Regions from separate parts of the Homo sapiens genome. Here region 2 is linked to region 1. A link is an interaction called in ENCODE POLR2A ChIA-PET data of the cell type or tissue named here. Cell type or tissue: Panc1. All regions are shown on one strand.

What was found. ChIA-PET counts read pairs that join two places held together with the same protein. Peaks named below come from ENCODE experiments on the same cell type or tissue, not always from the same donor. Only the 100,000 strongest peaks of a DNase experiment are listed, where the experiment ranks them.
Region 2: POLR2A ChIA-PET joins it to region 1 with 7 read pairs; 4 of 35 experiments call an interaction of 5 or more read pairs at or near these places.

What each region holds. Positions count from the first base shown.
Region 1 is chr12:63,883,485-63,885,984 of GRCh38, forward strand. All of the region lies in intron 1 of SRGAP1 (SLIT-ROBO Rho GTPase activating protein 1), which reads left to right. Among named protein-coding and RNA genes, the nearest start is that of SRGAP1, 40 kb to the left of the region's middle. In Panc1, no CTCF peak of the experiment used is centred here; no DNase peak of the experiment used is centred here; H3K27ac peaks cover 367 bases.
Region 2 is chr12:63,981,704-63,984,203 of GRCh38, forward strand. It overlaps SRGAP1 (SLIT-ROBO Rho GTPase activating protein 1), which reads left to right. Exons shown (of 22, transcript NM_020762.4): 2 at 2,244-2,439. Among named protein-coding and RNA genes, the nearest start is that of SRGAP1, 140 kb to the left of the region's middle. In Panc1, no CTCF peak of the experiment used is centred here; no DNase peak of the experiment used is centred here; H3K27ac peaks cover 1,486 bases.

The DNA of each region.
Region 1 (2,500 bases):
AAAAAAGAAAATTAAATATTGACATTTTGCATATACAAAATTGTTGAACATGTAAAAATGCCTCTGGTACCGGAATATGTCTTCACACTGACAGCCCTACCCAAGACTTGTTCATCAATCCAGGAGGTATACCTCTATTTTGACATTTCCTTTAAAGGGAAATCCTTTTTTCTTTTTTCTTTTTTTTTTTTTGAGGCGGATTCTCGCTCTGTCGCCCAGGCTGGAGTGCAGTGATGCAATCTCGGCTCACTGCAAGCTCCACCTCCCGGGTTCACGCCATTCTCCTGCCTCAGCCTCCCGAGTAGCTGGGACTACAGGCGCCTGCCGCCACACCCGGCTAATTTTTTGTATTTTTAGTAGAGACGGGGTTTCACCATGTTAGCCAGGATGGTCTGCATCTCCTGACGTCGTGATCCGCCCGTCTCGGCCTCACAAAGTGCTGGGATTACAGGCGTGAGCCACCGTGCCCGGCCAAGGGAAATGCTTTTCAATGCATGCAATAAGGTGTAGGAGAGCAGGCCAGGCGCGGTAGCTCACGCCTGTAATCCCAGCACTTCGGGAGGCTAGGCGGGCGGATCACTTGAGGTCAGGAGTTTGAGACCAGCCGGGCCAACATGGTGAAACCCCGTCTCTACTAAAAATACAAAAATTAGCTGGGTGTGGTGGCGCATGCCTGTAATCCCAGCTACTCGGGAGGCTGAGGCAGGAGAATCGCTTGATCCCAGGAGGCAGAGGTTGTAGTGAGCCGAGATCATGCCACTTCACACTCTAGCCTGGGTGATGGAGTAAGACTCCGACTCAAAAAAAGGAAGTATGGAGAGCATTAGTCACTGAGACGTCTACATGTCATAGTGGAATATAAATCCTTTTGGATTCCTACATTGTTTGAGTAGATTTTTTAAATTTTGTATATTTTTAAATTGATGCATTGTAGTTATACATATTTATTGGGTACAATTTGATGTTTCAGTACATACCTGTGTTGTATAATGATCTAGCCAGGGTAGTTAGTGCGCCCAGCACCTTATGTATTTATTGTTTCTTTGTGGTGAGAACATTCAAAAGCCTCTCTTCTAGCTATTTGGTAGTATGCATGCAGTATTTTACTGTTAACTGTAATCACCCTGCTGTGCAGTAGAACACCAGAATTTATTCCCCGTACCTAATTGTAACTTTGTACCCATTGACCAACCTCTCCCCTCTTCCCGCTTCCCAGTCTCTGGTCACCACCATTCTTTTTTTTTTTTTTTTTTTTGAGATGGAGTCTTGCTCTGTCGCCCAGGCTGGAGTGAAGTGGCGCGATCTCGGCTCACTGCAAGCTCCACCCAGGTTCAAGGCCATTCTCCTGCCTCAGCCTCCGGAGTAGCTGGGACTACAGGCGCCCGCCACCACACCCAGCTAATTTTTCTGTATTTTTAGTAGAGACGGGGTTTCACCGCATTAGCCAGGATGGCCTCGATCTCCTGACCTCGTGATCCGCCCGCCTCGGCCTCCCAAAGTGCTGGGATTACAGGCGTGAGCCACCGCACCCACCATTCTTATTTGAGTAGATTTTAAAAATCCACTAAAGTTTATGGAGGCTGTTTAGGAAAAACTCTCAAACTGTTTTTCCTCTACTCTCACACTACAACAATCAACACAGAAGACTTCCGTGACCAAATGTGTGAGAGTTTTTCCCCACCAACAAGCAGCAGACACCAGGAAGTCCAGGCCTCCAGAACCTCTGACCAACCAGATTCAACTTGGGGTTCTTATGACTTTCCTTTTTTGGTTCAATTAATTTGCTGGAGTGGCTCACAGAACTTAGGGAAACACGCTTACTGGTTTATTATAAAGGATATTACAAAGGATACAGATGAAGAGATGCCAAGGGCGAGGTATGGAGTAAGGCACGCAGAGCTTCCATGCCTTCCCTGGGCACCACGCTCCAGGAACCTCTACATGTTCAGCTGTCCAGAAGCTCCCCACACTCTCTTGGGTTTCTGTGGAGGCTTCATTACATAGGCATGATTGACAACCATGTAGAAATGTGATTGAACAAAAAGGGTATGATCTCAGACTAACAGACTGAGTGGAGGAATCCAGCAAGGCTTGTCTGTTTAAATTCTTCTTGGCCTCTCTGTACAGCATTCTTTCCTTGAAGGTACGGGGCAAGACCCTCTCAGGAATGAGAGTTTTTTGACCCACAATCAGGTTAGAGTCCTGCCTGGGCAAGTAGAAGAAAAACAGGAGAAGTTCAGAGAGAGAGATTCTGTTTTCTAGGGTCTGCTCCTGATGCCTGAAGTGCCCCAAGGCTATAACAAATGACTGCACCAAGGGCTATTGGAAGTTATGAGCCAGGAACCATGGATGAATGCCTACACACACACAAAATCATAATATCACAGAGACCAACTTTCACTTTTCTCCTGCTGTTGTGCTATGTAGAATCATCGGTGGGAAGAAAAGCATTTTGCTATTTCAAATGTCCTCATATCCGAACTGATCATGGATAATATGT
Region 2 (2,500 bases), 98 kb after region 1:
TAATAAAATCCTGCAATCTAGAGGTGGAGAGACCAAGCAAGGACACTTGAGAAATTCTTCCCTGTTTTCCCCCAGGACTCCCCAGAAACAGCAGTATCTGAAGCCTGACCTTATTGAGGGCAGAGATCTTGTTTCATTAGTTATTGTTTCTTCTTTGCCGGTATGCAAGCCTGGCACAGTATAGGTGCCTGAAAAAAGGTTTGATGGATAGAAGGATGGGAAGTGTTTGGCCGGGCGCGGTGGCTCACGCCTGTAATCCCAGCACTTTGGGAGGCCGAGGTGGGCGGATCACGAGGTCAGGAGATCGAGACAGTCCTGGCTAACACAGTGAAACCCCGTCTCTACTAAAAATATAAAAAATTAGCCAGGCATGGTGGCAGGCGCCTGTATTCCCAGCTACTCGAGGCTGAGACAGGAGAATGGCGTGGACCCGGGAGGCGGAGCTTGCAGTGAGCCGAGATCGCGCCACTGCACTCCAGCCTGGGAGACAGAGCAAGACTCCGTCTCAAAACAAAAACAAAAACAAAAACAAAAAAAAGAAAGAAAAAAAAAACAAGGATGGGAAGTGTTTGATTAGTCAGACTGACAGATCAGGGTCAAAAGTCTCCAGGGGTACCAGTTACTGGCTAAAATCCTTAGATAAAGTATTTATACTCCTTAAACTTCAATTATTCTTTGTAAAATGGAAGATAATACTAAAACCTACTTCATTAGGGCACAGAATAGTAAACACTGAGTTATTATTAGTTATTTTTAAATTAAGCACATTTCCTGACTCCCCATTCAGAACCTGACCACCTTATTCATGGACTTGCTGTGAACTTGCTGTTAATGAACTTGGTTAAACATGGTCAAGTGTATGTATGTATATATTATCAGTACTGGCCTTCTCTATCTAAGAGGAATAGCAAGAAATTTAGAGACATTATTTGGACATTGATTTCTACTAACTCCACTGAATTAGATTCAGCCTTCACTTTTTGGGAAATGCACGGACACTGGGAAAGATGAAATGAAGAAGTTTTCCAGCATGATGTTCTTGTCTTTGGAGCTTAGCCTTACTTAGGTCTTAGAACAAAAACAAGTCGGTAGTTATTAGTTACTGTATCTCATTTTCCAAAACACACGTTTCTTTGTTACAGTCATTTACACATATTTTTGCATGCCACATTTTTGCTTTTGAGCTTTTGCTGAATCACTAAATGACCACCTTTCATGTTCCTAATGTATTAAAATTATCAGAGGATTCTTTGAGGATTAAATGTGTCAGTAAGGGTATTATTTTGAACAATGCGTAAAAGGTGAAGGCCAGCTGAAGAGGCCTTTTTGTTGTGAACAGAATAATATACTGGAATCTGAGGACTGCACTGTTATGAATGGATTATTTGGCTATGGAAAGAAGTTATTTTTAGGCACAGCATCCCTATAAGCCCTGAAGCTATGTGTTTTACAAACTAGAAATTATGCACTAAATAAAAATTACCAGATGTCAGTCTCTGTATGTGCCAAATGGCAAATGTGTAATGGTTCAGAGCCTGGAAGAAATGATGCTTATTTCTTTGCCATTCAAACTCAAAAGGGATAGCTGAGGTAGAGTGCTGTTGAAAAAATTGCAGTGTTTCCAGCTACCCAAAGATGTTACGAATTGTTATCTGAAAGGCTTTCATTCTTTCCCCTCATGGCTCGTTGTGTGTTTGTGGCATTACAAATGTAACCCACATATTTATTCTAATTTATTACATTCTTTCCTGAGGCTCCTCTTGTTCTTTTAAAGGGTCAGCAGATAACTTATTTTAAGAATCAACCTGGACACAGTATTCTAACAAAGGTCCAATACAGAGCTAAATAAATAATAGGAGTCATAGCCAGACACAGTGACTCACGCCTGTAATCCCAACATTTTGGGAGGCCAAGGCGGGTGGATTACCTGGTGGTGCATGCCTGTAGTCTCAGCTACTCAGGAGGCTGAGGCAGGAGAATCACTTGAACCCGGGACGCAGAGGTTACAGTGAACCGAGATTGCGCCACTGCACTCCAGCCTGGGCAACAGAGCGAGACCTCTATCTCAAAAATAAATAAATAAATACATTTAAAATATATATATATATATATATATATATATATATATATATATATATATATATATATATATTTATATATATTTCGTGACTTATATCTTGCACATACCAGCATACCTCATTAATTTTAATGTAACCATCCATTGGCTTCTCTTCTCTCCTTAGAAATTCGAGCTCAACTGGTAGAACAACAAAAATGCCTGGAGCAGCAAACGGAGATGCGAGTTCAGCTTCTCCAGGATCTGCAAGATTTCTTCCGAAAAAAAGCTGAAATTGAGACGGAATATTCCCGGAATCTAGAGAAGTTAGCAGAAAGGTTCATGGCAAAAACAAGAAGCACTAAGGATCATCAACAATACAAGTAAGAGATTTGAATCTAATTCACCTTTCCAAGGGTGATATCCATACTGCCTTTGCCACCT